Regions from separate parts of the Mus musculus genome. Here region 1 is linked to region 2. The links are chromatin contacts, found by Hi-C in ENCODE. All regions are on one chromosome and are shown on one strand. Each heading gives the region's core, a stretch centred on a gene start or an enhancer-like site at or near the end of the contact. The rest is flanking DNA. Distances are from core to core; before and after follow the strand shown. Region 1 overlaps Map4k1 (mitogen-activated protein kinase kinase kinase kinase 1). Region 2 holds the start of Ceacam16 (carcinoembryonic antigen-related cell adhesion molecule 16).

Region 1 (6,822 bases), core at 3,617-6,116, 9.1 Mb before region 2:
GCTAGTCAGGGAAGAAGCCCAAGTGTATGGCCTAGGCATTTATTCATGAATAATTAAGTCTCATAGTCATTATTTTAGAAACTTGCTTTTTTTTTTTTTTTAATTCATTCTGGGACTCCAAACCCACACTGGGGCCACATTCAGGCTAGGTCTTCCTGTCTCAATAACCCGATCTAGAAACTTCCTCATGGACGTGTCCAGAAGTGTGTCTTCTAGTTGAGTCTAGATCCTGTCAGATGATGATCTGAACAATCGCGAGCCCATGCCTTCCTGTGACAGCCATGACACTACCCAGCTGTGAGAGGCAAGGCCCAGGGTTCTCTGCCACTGCTCTGTCTCCAGGCCCACCTAGTCCAGGCTTCCGGTAGGTGCTGTGGCTGTTAACTGGGCGGCCTGCCCCTTCTCCCCAGTGCTACCTGTTCCACATGTATGTGGGCGTCCGGGCCGGTGGAGGGATCGGGGACGAGATCGAGGACCCGGCCGGCGATGAATATGAACTTTACCGGGTCGTCTTCGACATCACCTTTTTCTTCTTCGTTATCGTCATTCTGCTGGCTATCATTCAGGGTCAGTGCTGGCTGGGGGGTGGGGGGGAGGGGTGCATAGTCCCTAGAGGCTGGCTAGCTCGATGGTTAGCTCCCTGGCTTAGCCCCTCCTTACTGTGAGACCTGAGACAGGTGGTCTCTCTGAGCTTTGGTTTCTCCATCTGAAAAATGGAGGAGTTGAAACAAGGCACCACAGCTGGGCAGTGGTGGCGCACGCCTTTAATTTCAGCACTCAGGAGGCAGAGGCAAGTGGTTCTCTGAGTTTGAGGCCAGCCTGGTCTACAGAGTGAGTTCCAGGTCAGCTGGGGCTACACAGAGAAACCCTGTCTCGAAAAACAAACAAACAAAAAACAACCCCCCCAAAACAACAGCAACAACAACAAAAAAAAAATCCCAGGTACCAGAGACCTACCATAAGCTTGAGGCCAACCTGGTCTCTGTTCCAGGCCAGCTGAAGCTACATAGGGAAAAAATAACTAGGGTGTTACTGGTACTAAGCTCAGAGACTGCCAGGAAGATTAAGCCCTGCATTGCTTTGAAGTGTGTGTCTATCCTAAGTACTCAGTAAACACCTGCTTCTCCTCTTCTTGGGAAGTGTGATAAGAGTAAGAAACACGGCCCAGAGGTACTCGGTGAACCTGGGTCTTGACCTATGTCCTGCCACCTCAGGTCTGATTATTGATGCTTTTGGGGAGCTCCGAGACCAACAAGAGCAAGTGAAGGAAGACATGGAGGTGCGTTGTGCCCAAGAGTGAATCTAAGGAATTATGGGATACATAGGGACAAATAATTGGGGATATTACTGGTACTAACCTCAGAGCTTGCCAGGGAGATTAAGCCACACATTCCTTTGAAGTACTCAATAAACACCTGCTTCTATTCTGCTTGGGAAGTGCGGTGAGGTTAGGAAACGCATGGGAGCAAGGCAAGGCCCAGAGGTACTAGATGTCACCGAGCCTTCCTTGACTCTGACATCTTCCGTTGTCCTCAGACCAAGTGCTTCATCTGTGGAATAGGCAGTGACTACTTCGACACAACCCCACATGGGTTTGAGACCCACACTCTAGAAGAGCACAACCTAGCCAATTACATGTGAGTGTGGGAAGTGATGGGTGATCAGAGGGTGGGAGTGAGCCTGTTGATAGCCAGGGCAGGACCGCTGAGCCTGGGCCAGCTGCAGAAAAGGATGTGGGTGTCCGTGTGGGTAGGGTTTAGACAATCAGAAATCAAGCATCACTGTGGCTCTGTGAAAAAGTGAAATCCCCTAGTGAGGGGATGGGGGCGTGGCTCAGTGGTAGAGCCCCTGCCTAGAATCCCCCAGTGAGGGGCTGGGGGCGTGGCTCAGTGGTAGAGCCCCTGCCTAGAATCCCCCAGTGAGGGGCTGGGGGCGTGGCTCAGTGGTAGAGCCCCTGCCTAGAATCCTCCAGTGAGGGGCTGGGGGCGTGGCTCAGTGGTAGAGCCCCTGCCTAGAATCCTCCAGTGAGGGGCTGGGGGCGTGGCTCAGTGGTAGAGCCCCTGCCTAGAATCCCCCAGTGAGGGGCTGGGGGCGTGGCTAAATGGTAGAGCCCCTGCCTAGAATCCTCCAGTGAGGGGCTGGGGGTGTGGCTCAGTGGTAGAATTTCTGCCTAGCATGCACTGGGCTCTGGGTTTCATCTTCAACACCAGGAAATAAAACTAAATCTCGATGCAAGTGTGGTTCTTACCTTCCTCCTGTGGTCCTCTGTCCCTCAGGTTTTTCCTGATGTATTTGATAAATAAGGATGAGACAGAGCACACTGGTCAGGTAAGAGGTGCTAACGAGGAACGCGTAGGGGACATGGCTCAAGCCACTCCAGCCGGCTGTTGTCTAGTTACACCCTAGTGTACTCAGTAAACTAGTCTTAAGAGAATCAGCAGGCAGCAGAGAATCCATTATCAAGCGTGTGAAGATGTGACCACGAGACTCTTATCCTGTCAACCCTAGGAGTCGTATGTCTGGAAGATGTACCAGGAAAGGTGCTGGGATTTCTTCCCTGCTGGAGACTGTTTCCGCAAGCAGTATGAGGACCAGCTTAGCTGAGGTCTGCAGCTGGCCCTCCCCCACCTCAAGTGCCTTCTCCACTGCGAGCTCCTCCCCAGGCAGCTGGGGACAGATGATCCTGAACTAGACCAATAAATCCTGTGCTACACCCCCACCATTATTGTGTTGGTCATTTAAATCTGGCAGGGTAGGCACCCAAAAATCTCTCCTCCGAGAATTTCAAGATGACAAGACTAAAGTCAAGTTTATTGGGAGATAAGGTCATGTCATGACCACTAGTGCGTCTGTTAGGAGTCTGCAGGCATCCGTTTCCCATGCCCTCTCAATGGCTCATTCCTGGATGTAGAGGTTGCTGGGGGCCGTAGGGTCATCCGTGGGCCTTGTCTCCACCACTACCGGCCTGAAGAAGACAGAGGCCAAGTCATTCGTTCATTCTCAAAGTAGTTAATAGAAACTGCACCATTCCAATGCCGGGCCTGACAATGACAACACCAGGCATGATGGGATATGCGTACAATCCCAATAACTGGGAGGCTGAAGCAAGCCAAGCTGGAGTTCAAGGTCATCCTCGGCTACCTAGGGAGTCTGAGGTTAGCCTGAGCTATAAAATCCTTTCAGAAAAAGGGGGGGGGGGGTCTGGCCAGGTGGCTCAGCAGGCAAAGGTGCTTGTCACCAAACATAATGACCTAAGTTCAATCTCTGCGACCCATGTGGTAAAAAGAATCGTCTCCTAAAAATGTTCTCTGATCTCCAGGTGCCCTCTGTGCCATGTGTCCCCAACCCCCAATGTGATAGAAGAGAAGCGAGAATCGGAGACCAGCCAGGGCTACATAAGCTATCTCACGGCAACAACAGTAAAAGGAGCCGTGGGGAGTTCACACTCCCAACCTCAAGGGTAGACTAAAGGAAAACAGGGAAGCACCGGTGCAGGGGCTTCTGCTGAGGGCAGCCAAGGCTCCCAAGAGTCACGGTGGAGCCGGAGCCTCGGGAGGGAACCTTGCAAAAGAACATGGAAGGGTTTTCTAGGCTGTGGAAACCTCCTCTCCACACCAGCAGCCTCTCCTATTCCCCATTCGTCCCTCCACCACCATACCTGGGGGAGCAGAGCAGACGGAAGGTGAGGGTGGGGTCTCTCAGCTCCTGCAGCGGCTGTAGAGAAAGTGTGTCTGTGTGTGTGCGGAGAAGTAGGGCCTTCCCTCTCCCTACAGACACGGCTTCCTCAGGGTAAGTCTAACCCCAGACCCACTCATGAAGCTGTGTGACTTTGACAAACATGTGACTTAACTGCTCTGTGTCCAAGACTACTAACCTGCAAAGTCGCCGCGCCCTATCGGATAGGCAACTGTGAAGGGTGGGTAAGTCAGGAACCAGGGAGCCGGTACGATGTGTGCCCTGAAGCTTCCCTACACGAGTCCCTGTCCTGACCCAGGGCTTCTCCAAGCCCATTTAAAGGATGTGAAGGTTGAGGATGAGGGCAAGGGAGTGGTGTGAACTGAAGGAGCCTACCTGTTTCAAGCCTGGAGCCCACACCTGAACTCCATGCTTCCAGAAGGCCTCGAGTCGATCTTCAACCATAGCTAGAGAGGAAGCAGTTCCCTGTGACCTGGAGGTCACAGAGCTCCCACTCTTGACCCTGGACCCTCCCAACTAACACATACCCACAGCCTCGACCGCTTCTGTCATGGGGATCTCAGGGGTGCGGAGCCCAGGAGCTGGTGCCCCCTCTGGGGTCACTAGCTTTAGAGAGCCTGAAGGGAAGTGGAAGGAAGGCTTTGAGCACAACGTCCTGGGCTGAGGACCGGAAAGGGAAGGGAGGAAGGCTCTTACCATCCATCAACACCATCACCATGTCTTCCTTTACTTGGATCACCTGCACTGGTCCCTTGTGCTCTGCGCGAGAGGCAGGGGCTTAAGAACTAACTGCCTAGCTCTGTTCAGCTAGCACCCCTCAGGTCCCTGCCTGCCACGTGCGCTCCACCCTGCCACGTGCGCTCCACCCTGTTATGACCAGTCAAGGAAGACCACACACCCTGTTCCATCTCTTTCTCGGTATCGGGTTCGGGCATAGCCCTGCCCAACCATTCTGCCCTTCCCCTTCCCTGGTGCCCTAACCTGTAGTCCCATCCTTGATTGGCCCCTTCTCACAAGCCACATCCTTTCCAGAAACCATGCCCCTTTTCTGAAGCTCCGCCCTCTTCCCTAGGCCCCGCCCCTTCCCTGCAGCCTGAACCCCGCCCTGCAGCCCCGCCTTGGTCTGCAACTTTTCCCTATTGTCCTCTTTCCTGAAGCACTACCTTTCCAGGACTGCCTTTTCCCTACAGCCCCTCCTTCCCCGGCAGCGTCTCCCTTCCTAGCATCCTTGCCTCTTAGGGGCAAGGCCCACTCACCCGTGCTGGAGTCGTCCAGCCAGCAGGACAGCGCACCGAAGCGCACGGTGTGGAAGAGCACCGACTTTGCCGCCTGCCCCGGGCTCACGCCGATGCACACAGCTGGCAGCTCGGAGCCCGGCGTTGTCAGCAGCGTGAACACCGGCAGCGGCGTGGGCAGCGGGAACAGCACCTGCTGCAGGCCCGCGCGGGGAAGAGCGATTCAGGGAGGCTCTGAGACCGGGGGTGGGGTGGGGGACTAGGTGGGGAGTCCCTCGGAGATTTTCAGGCTTCTTTAGAAAGAAGCAAAGTGTGCTTCTAGAGTAAATGTGGCTTTGTCTGGAGGCGTGTCAACCTGGTGACGGAAAAGCAGGAACACCCCCTACACACACACACCAGGCCAACAAAACCACTTTAGACTCAAAGGGACAGACCCTTAGAGACTGAAGAATAATTAAGTTGTTCAGATGTGAGGGACGGGGCTTAAATATCAGGAAGTGGTTTTCTTTTTAACGATTTACTTATTTTTATTTTATGCGCTTGGTGTTTTGCCTGCATGTATGTCTGTGTGAGGCTGTTGAGTCCCCTGCAACTGGAGTTTCAGACCGTTGTGAGCTGCCATGTGGGTGCTGGGAACTGAACGTGGGTCCTTTGGAAGAGCAGCCAGTACTCTCTTAATCGCTGAGCCATCTCTTCAGACTCTCGGGAAATTTTCAAAATGCCTCAGGATGGGAAGGGAGCAACGACATGGACTGGCGGCTGGGGGGGGGGGGGGGCATCCCATTCTTTATATAAGCGCTAATGGTGGATGGAGCACCCTCGCTCTACAGACTTACCCGGACAAGCAAGAATTTGTTCATTGGTTGGTACCACTGGAGCAAAACCACAGACGTCTCCAATGCCCCACATAAGAATGGGCCCCCAGAGCTAGCACTCTCAGCTGTGGAAGTGGACAAGAATGGGTCAGGTCAGGGTCCCTGTCTCCCTCTAGGATCCCCCAGTATCTCTCCAAGGGTCCTGGACACCATGCCTCAACCTTATTGAGTAGACACTGGCCAGGCACCAGCCCGCCCCATCACTCTGCACCCGGAGGGAAGCTGGCTCTCACCCACACAGCAAGCCCGGCAGCCTTTGGTGTCCTGGATCTTACTGGAGACCATGTTCTTTCTGGAGGAGGAGGAAGAGGAGTGAGGGGCTGCGCGGGCGCACTGGGGGCAGGGAAGCCAATGGCGCCCTGTGGGGCTCCTACCTTGCCAGTAACCGGTGAGGGCTAATGTGAGCAATGGGGCTTCCCGTTCTGCCGTCTTTCCTTTCAAGCAGGCCCAGGATGCTATGAGAATACAGGTAGGGTGTCTTCCCTGCAGTGTGTGTATGAGAGCGGGAGTGTCAAGCAGTTAGAGGACCCTTGCCATCTCTTTGTCTCCCAGCCCGCTGAAACTTCCCAACATGCAAACCCCACTTTCCAGTCACACAGTTCCCAGTCTTGAGACTTGAAAGGACCAGTGTGGTCCAGGCATCACCGTGATCTGCTTAGGAAAACAGAGCAGAATAGGTCGCCTGCCCTCATAACGCTGCTGCACCGGCAACAGGAGTGAGGTTTACCCAGCCCATGAGGTTGCACCTGAAGTTTATTTTTTTGGTGCTTGTGTCTCAGGTCCAGGCTGACCTCTAACTCCCCATGGAGCTGAGGCTGGTCTTGAACTCCCATCCTCCTGACTCTACACCTGGCACATATTTCAAAGTTTAACAGAAAAACCTACCTAAGCCAGGATTGGTGGCACCTGCTCATAGTCTCAGAACTTGGGAGGCTGAAGCAAGTGAGTCACTCTAAGTTTGAGGCTAGCCAGGGATAGACAGTCTCAAAAAAAAAAAAAAAAGGAGGGGAGATGAT
Region 2 (6,369 bases), core at 30-2,529:
TAGAGCATTCATTGGCTGCTTTTCCAAAGGACCCAGGTTTGATTCCCAGCAACCCATGTGAATGAGCTATGGACCACGGAAGCTGTGTAGTAAGACCTTGTGTCAAAAAAAGCTGTTTAGTGGGTGGATGCTCTTGCAGAGGGCCTGAGTTCTGTTCCCAGAACCCTAACTGGGAGGCTCACAACCACCTGTTACTCCAGAGGACCAAACACCCCTGGCCTTCATGGGTACCTGCACACTCATGCAGAGAGCCACACACAACATATAAAGACACTTAATTAAGAAATAAAAATAATTGGCTTTTTGAAAAAGGGAAGAAATATCAGTGCGGTGGCTCAATGGGTAAAGCCGCTTGCTGCCAAGCCTGATGACCCGAGTTCAATCCCTGGAGCCACAGATAGGAGAGGAGACTGCCAAAGGTATCCTCTGGCCTCCACATGCATGAGATGGCACATGCCACCCACCTCATGTAATAATGACAAGACAAAGAAAGGACAGTAGTAGGAGTGGAGAAAAGAGAAGGAAGGAAGGGCAGAGCTTAGGGCAGAGCTTAGCTCAGACAACGGAGCACTTACTGTGTATCCATGGGGCCCTGGGTTCCTTCCCAAGCACAACACACAAACCAGGCATGGTGGCAAACACCTATCATTTCAACAACACTCAGGAGGCAAATGTGGGAAGATCAGACGTTCAAGGTTATCCTTGGCTACACAAGAAGTTCAAGTCTAGCCTGGGCTACATGGAACTCTATTTCAAAAACAAAACAAGACAAAACAAAACAAACAAGCAAACAAAAACCAGAGTCTTTTATTTCCCTTTGATTTTTTTGAGGCAGGGTCTCATGTAGCCCAGGCTGGTCTCCTCATCATTGCCTAGCTGAAGAGGACTTTGAAGTCAAGACCCCCCCCCAAACAAATGTAAGTGTTAAAGATGCCCACCCACCCCACAGAGTTGTGCCATTCACTGTGGTGACACTGGCCACTCCCTGGCTGTCCCGAGGGCTGGAGAAAGAGAAGTCTCCAACATCTACCCCTCAGTGACCCCACTATGCAGCAGAGACATCACAGGCATGGTAGTCAAGAACTGCGTCAAAATTTTCCTGCCTCCCTCCTCCCTCCTCCCTGGCGACCTGGTTCTCCTCTCAGTACCAAATCTGGGCCTTTGGCACAAAGTGGATTAGGCAGCTGCCCCAGGAGGCCTGGCCAGGTCATGGCCCCTGGCCGGTGCCTGCCACACCCACCCTAGTGCCCAAACAGGGCCCCAGATCTTCTGTGACTCGATCCCTCCAAATTCCGGTGATCCGCCCCGGTTCCAAATTGCCGAAAGATCCCAGGTCCAGTGGCAGACTGAGCCAAGCCTCAACCAGGAAGGGCCTCTGAGCAACTGGGACACCATCACCACCAACCATCTCGAACATCAGCCTTGGATGAAAATGCCATTGACCTGGTACAGCTGGTTCCTCCTCAGTGGTGAGCGAGAAGGGGTCCCCCACCCTGTCAGCCCACTCCCTGCATCTCCAAGAGCCTTGAGACAGAGAGGGGAAGCCCTGCCCGGGAGAAGGAAAGTGTGAGCCTTCTTCAGGCATGCACTAGGGAGAGCAACTTTGCTTCCCTCTGGAGCAGTTTGCTCTTGAGAGGAGGCCTGTAGGGCAGGCTGGAGACTGCCACTAAGAGATGTCAGCAGGGAGGCTTTAGAGCAGCCGGAGCAAAACAAGCCACAGAGCTGACTAGTGTCAGGGCTTCCGGACTCTTGTTTGTGGCTTGGTGTGGGTATCTTTGAGGTAAGGACTCCTATAGCCAGGTGGGCCTCCCACTTACTTTGTAGTCGAGGATGGCCTTGAACATCTAACCCTCCCCTCTAGTGCTGGGGTTTCAGCTGTGTCATCATGCCAAGTTTATTGGGTTCTGGGGTTTGAACCCAGGGTTTCACAGGCACTCTACATCCCAAGCACCTTTATGCATCACTGGTGACCCGGCTAACCTGGAACTCTCTCTATAGACCAGGTTGGCACCGAACTCACTGAGATCTGCCTGCCTCTGCCTCCTGAATGCTGGGATTAAGGGCGTGTGCCACCATACCCAGCACTACAGAGGCTGTTGTGTTGTTGTTGTTGTTGTTGTTGTTGTTGAGGCAGGATCTCATTATATAGCCCAGGTTGACTTCAAACTTGAGACAGTCGTCATGACACAGCTTCCTGAGTGTGACCACTGTGCCCGGTTTCTGCTGCTCAGCCTCAGGCTAACTTAGCTGTATATAACAGGGCCTAGTTGCCAGGGTCAGCCAGAGGTCCTCAGAAGCAGGGGTGATTAGCACTTACTGTTTCCCGACTTCGAGTCCTTTCTCCTTGTTAGCAACCACCCCAGAAGGATGTTCACTTGTGGCCCGACTTCCTAGAGAGGAAACCTAGGGCTTGAAGAGGTGGCTTTCTGGCCAGGGACTCACAACACAAATGGCAGAGTTCTGCCTTAAGCCCAGAACCTGCCACTACCATCCACATCCTCTCAGCTGGGAAGGGACTGAAAGCCTGGCCAAGCCTGCAAGTGTGTCTCGTGTGAGAAATGGCAGTGCAGAGGCGTCAGACAAGCCCAGTGAGAAGGAAGAACGAGGACCAGCTCTGTCTGCGTGCAGAGAAGGGGTGGGAGAGGCTCAGGATGTGGCTCAGACCGTTGGGTGCTCCGCTAACACTGGTGAAGCATTGTGTTTGATCCGCAACACTGCCTAAACTGGGTGTTGCGCTGTGTGCCCGGAATCTCACCACTCGAGAGGTGAAGACAGAGAGATCAGAAATTCAAGGTTATCCCTAGCCATATGTCAAGCTTGAAGCCAGCATCTGGGGCCATAGACAGAGGGGATGGGGTGGGGGTGGGGTGAGGGGATTAAGGAAAAGGACAGGAAGGAAACTGAAAAAGAGGGAGGTACTTCACAGATCTCTGCTCTCTATGTGGGGGGTCCTTGGGCATACAGAATGAGCACCCCAAGCTGGGGTGAAAGACTTGGACAGGCCCTGATGTTTGCATGAGGTCACAGACACAGTTGGCTACATGAGTGGAGAGACCTGTTTGAGTCTCAGCCTGGTGCCTCTAATGGAAAACTTGGTGTCCCACCTTGCTCTGCAGAGTAATGGCTAGGCAAGGCATCAGGCCAGGTGGCAGGGGCTGGGGCTGAATGGTAGAGTCTCTTCCTAGAACCCCCCAGTGAGGGGCTGGGGACATGGCTCAGTGGTAGAGACCCTGCCTAGAATCCCCCAGAGAGGGGCTGGGGGCGTGGCTCAGTGGTAGAGCCCCTGCCTAGAATCCCCCAGAGAGGGGCTGGGGGCGTGGCTCAGTGGTAGAGCCCCTGCCTAGAATCCCCCAGAGAGGGGCTGGGGGCGTGGCTCAGTGGTAGAGCCCCTCCCTAGAATCCCCCAGAGAGGGGCTGGGGGTGTGGCTCAGTGGTAGAGCCCCTGCCTAGAATCTCCCAGAGAGGGGCTGGGGCATACCTAGCAAGAGTAAGGTTCTAGGTTTTATCTCAGGAGAAGTGTGGGTATAGAAGGCACAAATCTTTCTTTTGTCTGACCTTGTAGACACTGGGGATGTCCCCCTGTGAGCTTTTCACCTCCTGTCAAATGAGGTCAATTCTGCCCCTTCTGTTCCTTCTCAGCCTGGATCCTGAACACTGGGGCCGAGATCTCCATCACCCCCGAGCCTGCACAACCTGCAGAGGGGGACAATGTCACGCTGGTAGTCCATGGGCTTTCAGGGGAACTGCTTGCCTACAATTGGTACGCAGGGCCTACGCTCAGCCTGACCTTCCTGGTGGCCAGTTACATTGTCAGCACTGGTGATGAGACCCCCGGACCAGCCCACACAGGGCGGGAAGCTGTCCGTCCTGATGGCAGCCTTGATATCCATGGTGCCTTACCTGGGCACACAGGCACCTACATCCTGCAGACTCTTAACAGGCAGTTTCAGACGGAGGTGGGCTACGGACACATGCAGGTCTATGGTGAGCCACCCCCTCTGACATCTCCGGGACTTTCCACTCTCTTCCTCATCCTCACCCTCCTTTGAGGAACAAAAGAGAAAAAAATTATTCTTTAAAATAGCATTGTGTGTGTGTGTGTGTGTGTGTCTGTCTGTGTGTGTCTGTGTGTGACAGTATACACGTGGAAGTCAGAGAACAACTTCGGAGAGTCAGCTCTTTCTTTCTACCCTGTGGAACCCAGGGATCAAAACTCAGGTCATCAGGTTTGGTGGCAAGCACTTTTACCCACTGAACCATCTTGCCAGCTCTTAAAGATGCTTTTACAGTTGGGTGTGGGGGTGCCTAAATCAACACAAAAATGCTCACCTTCTCCATTCTGGCTTCCAGGATGATAACTGTCTTCCAAAGCCCTTCTTTGTCACTATGGCTCGGGGGTACAGAAGTACAGCTTGGTGGTACTTCTTGCCCGGGGACAGGAGGTGCCCCTCCCCTCCCCCTCTGTCTCTCGCTCCGCCCATAGAGATCCTGGCCCCTCCCACGGTCATGGCCAACGACACTGCGCTGGTGGAGCGTAGGGATACCCTTCGTCTCGTCTGTAGCAGCCCCAGCCCCGCTGAGGTCCGCTGGTTCTTCAATGGTGACGCTCTGCCAGTTGCCGTCCGCTTGGGCATGTCCCCCGATGGCAGGATGCTGACCCGGCATGGCGTCCGCAGGGAGGAGGCAGGTGCCTACCAGTGCGAGGTGTGGAACCCCGTCAGCGTCAGCCGCAGCGAGCCACTGAACTTGACGGTATACTGTGAGTCTTCCAAGGCACCTGGTATCACAGATGGGGAAACTGAGGCCCACGACGAGAAGTCCACAGTTACACAGCAAGTCAGCAAGCAAGCTGGGGAAGGAGCCAGGGCCCCTCTAAAAATATACTTGCCTACTTTATGAAAGTACGGGTTATGGCTAATACATCCAGGTCGATGTAGGACCCTGTAGATGAGAGAGGGAGTACACACCTGCCATCCCAGGTATCCGGAGGTGGAGGGAAGATCCTGAGGTGGAGGGAAGACCAGGCCATGGCATATGTCTGGCGTGCACCAAATTCCATCTGCAACACCACAAAAATGCACAGCAATCCTCTGAGCCCTAGGGAAATGGAGACAGGATCCCGAGCACCCTTCCCCAACAGCTACATGTTAAGTCCAAGGTCATCCTGTGCTACATGGAGGCCTGTCTGAAAAGAAATAGGAAAAAGGAAAGATGCCTAAGGAAACGGATAGCATGGACACAAGGACACTGAGCTTGGAAAGGGTCATTAACCATCATTGGAACCCAGGGCTCAGCGGGGACATCACAAAAGCTCATCACAAGAAACACACAGTACTTCCTGGGCCAGCAGCTGTGTGTGTCAAATCCTGAGAATACAAATGATGGGGTTGCCTAGCCATGGTGGGGCACCCCTTTAATCCAGGAGGCAGAGGCAGGTGAATTGCTGTGAGTTCAATGTCAGCCAGGGCTACATAATGAGGCTCTTTCTCAAAGGAAAAAAAAGTAATAATAATAATTATAATAATAATAGCAGTAATTTCAAAAGTAAGGCCGGTGTACAGAAACTAAAATTCTAGAATCCTACTACCAGAGTATTCCAGATGCCGGAAACTCTAGAACCAGAGTCTAGACTGCCAAGCCTAAAATCACAAGAAGTAGAGCCCTAGAATCAAGTTCTAACATCTGAGAGTCTAGAACCTCAGAGGTGAAGATTTCTAGAGCCCAAGAAGCCTAGAACCTAGAAGCATGGGTTCTTTTTGTTTGGTTGTTTTTGTTTTGTTTTGTTTTGTTTTTTTGAGACAGGGTTTCTCTGTGTAGCCTTGGCTCTCCTGGAACTCACTCTGTAGACCAGGCTGGCCTTAATCTCAGAGAGCCACCTGCCTCTGCCTCCCAAGAGCTGGAACTAACAGCATGTGCCACCACCACCCAGCTCTACACATTCTTTTTTTTTTTTACAGATAAAAACAAAACAAAAGAAAAAACAAACCAAAACCCAAAAAACCAAAAAACTCAAAAACCAAGTTCTCACGGGAGGGGAAGTGAGTCTCAAGATTGCAGTGGTAGAAGTCAAGATGTGATTGGGAAAGACTCAAGTTCTTTCTGCCCTCTACTCAGCCCTGCCAACCCCAGGGACCCAATCCGGTAGATTGAAGACCTGAGGTGCATGCCTCTGTCCCCTCCAACCCCACTCCTGCCCCTCCTGTGTCTCTCCCTCCTGCCCTACAGTCGGCCCTGAACGAGTAGCTATCCTTCAAGACTCTACCACCCGCACGGGCTGCACTATTAAAGTGGACTTCAACATGTCCCTCACCCTGTGGTGTGTGGCGCGGTCTTGCCCTGAGCCAGAGTACGTGTGGGCCTTCAATGGAA

The links. Hi-C counts contacts between places; a loop is a spot of excess contacts on that map.
Region 1: a map of regulatory T cell shows a loop between it and region 2 (9-fold over the local background). The contact joins the enhancer-like site here to the promoter of Ceacam16 in region 2. A Hi-C loop is called at or near these places in 2 of 37 maps with a recorded cell type or tissue (T-helper 17 cell and regulatory T cell).

The regions. Positions count from the first base shown.
Region 1 is chr7:28,999,240-29,006,061 of GRCm38, reverse strand. It overlaps Map4k1 (mitogen-activated protein kinase kinase kinase kinase 1), which reads right to left. Exons shown (of 32, transcript NM_008279.2): 24 at 6,181-6,289; 25 at 6,040-6,098; 26 at 5,768-5,871; 27 at 4,953-5,127; 28 at 4,393-4,455; 29 at 4,224-4,313; 30 at 4,072-4,142; 31 at 3,659-3,714; 32 at 2,783-2,965. The coding sequence ends at 2,896. Ryr1 (ryanodine receptor 1, skeletal muscle) reads left to right here. Exons shown (of 106, transcript NM_009109.2): 102 at 411-567; 103 at 1,215-1,279; 104 at 1,537-1,637; 105 at 2,277-2,328; 106 at 2,509-2,722. The coding sequence ends at 2,604. Among named protein-coding and RNA genes, the nearest start is that of Map4k1, 20 kb to the right of the region's middle. Within about 2 kb of position 4,866, at least 1 of the 3 ENCODE cell types and tissues checked has a DNase peak (open chromatin) inside an H3K27ac peak, as active enhancers do.
Region 2 is chr7:19,856,209-19,862,577 of GRCm38, reverse strand. It overlaps Ceacam16 (carcinoembryonic antigen-related cell adhesion molecule 16), which reads left to right and starts at 1,279. Exons shown (of 6, transcript NM_001033419.2): 1 at 1,279-1,469; 2 at 3,640-3,984; 3 at 4,484-4,759; 4 at 6,226-6,369. The coding sequence starts at 1,427. It overlaps Gm19345 (predicted gene, 19345), which reads right to left. Exons shown (of 4, transcript NM_001270489.1): 3 at 4,968-5,059; 4 at 4,223-4,777. The coding sequence ends at 4,692.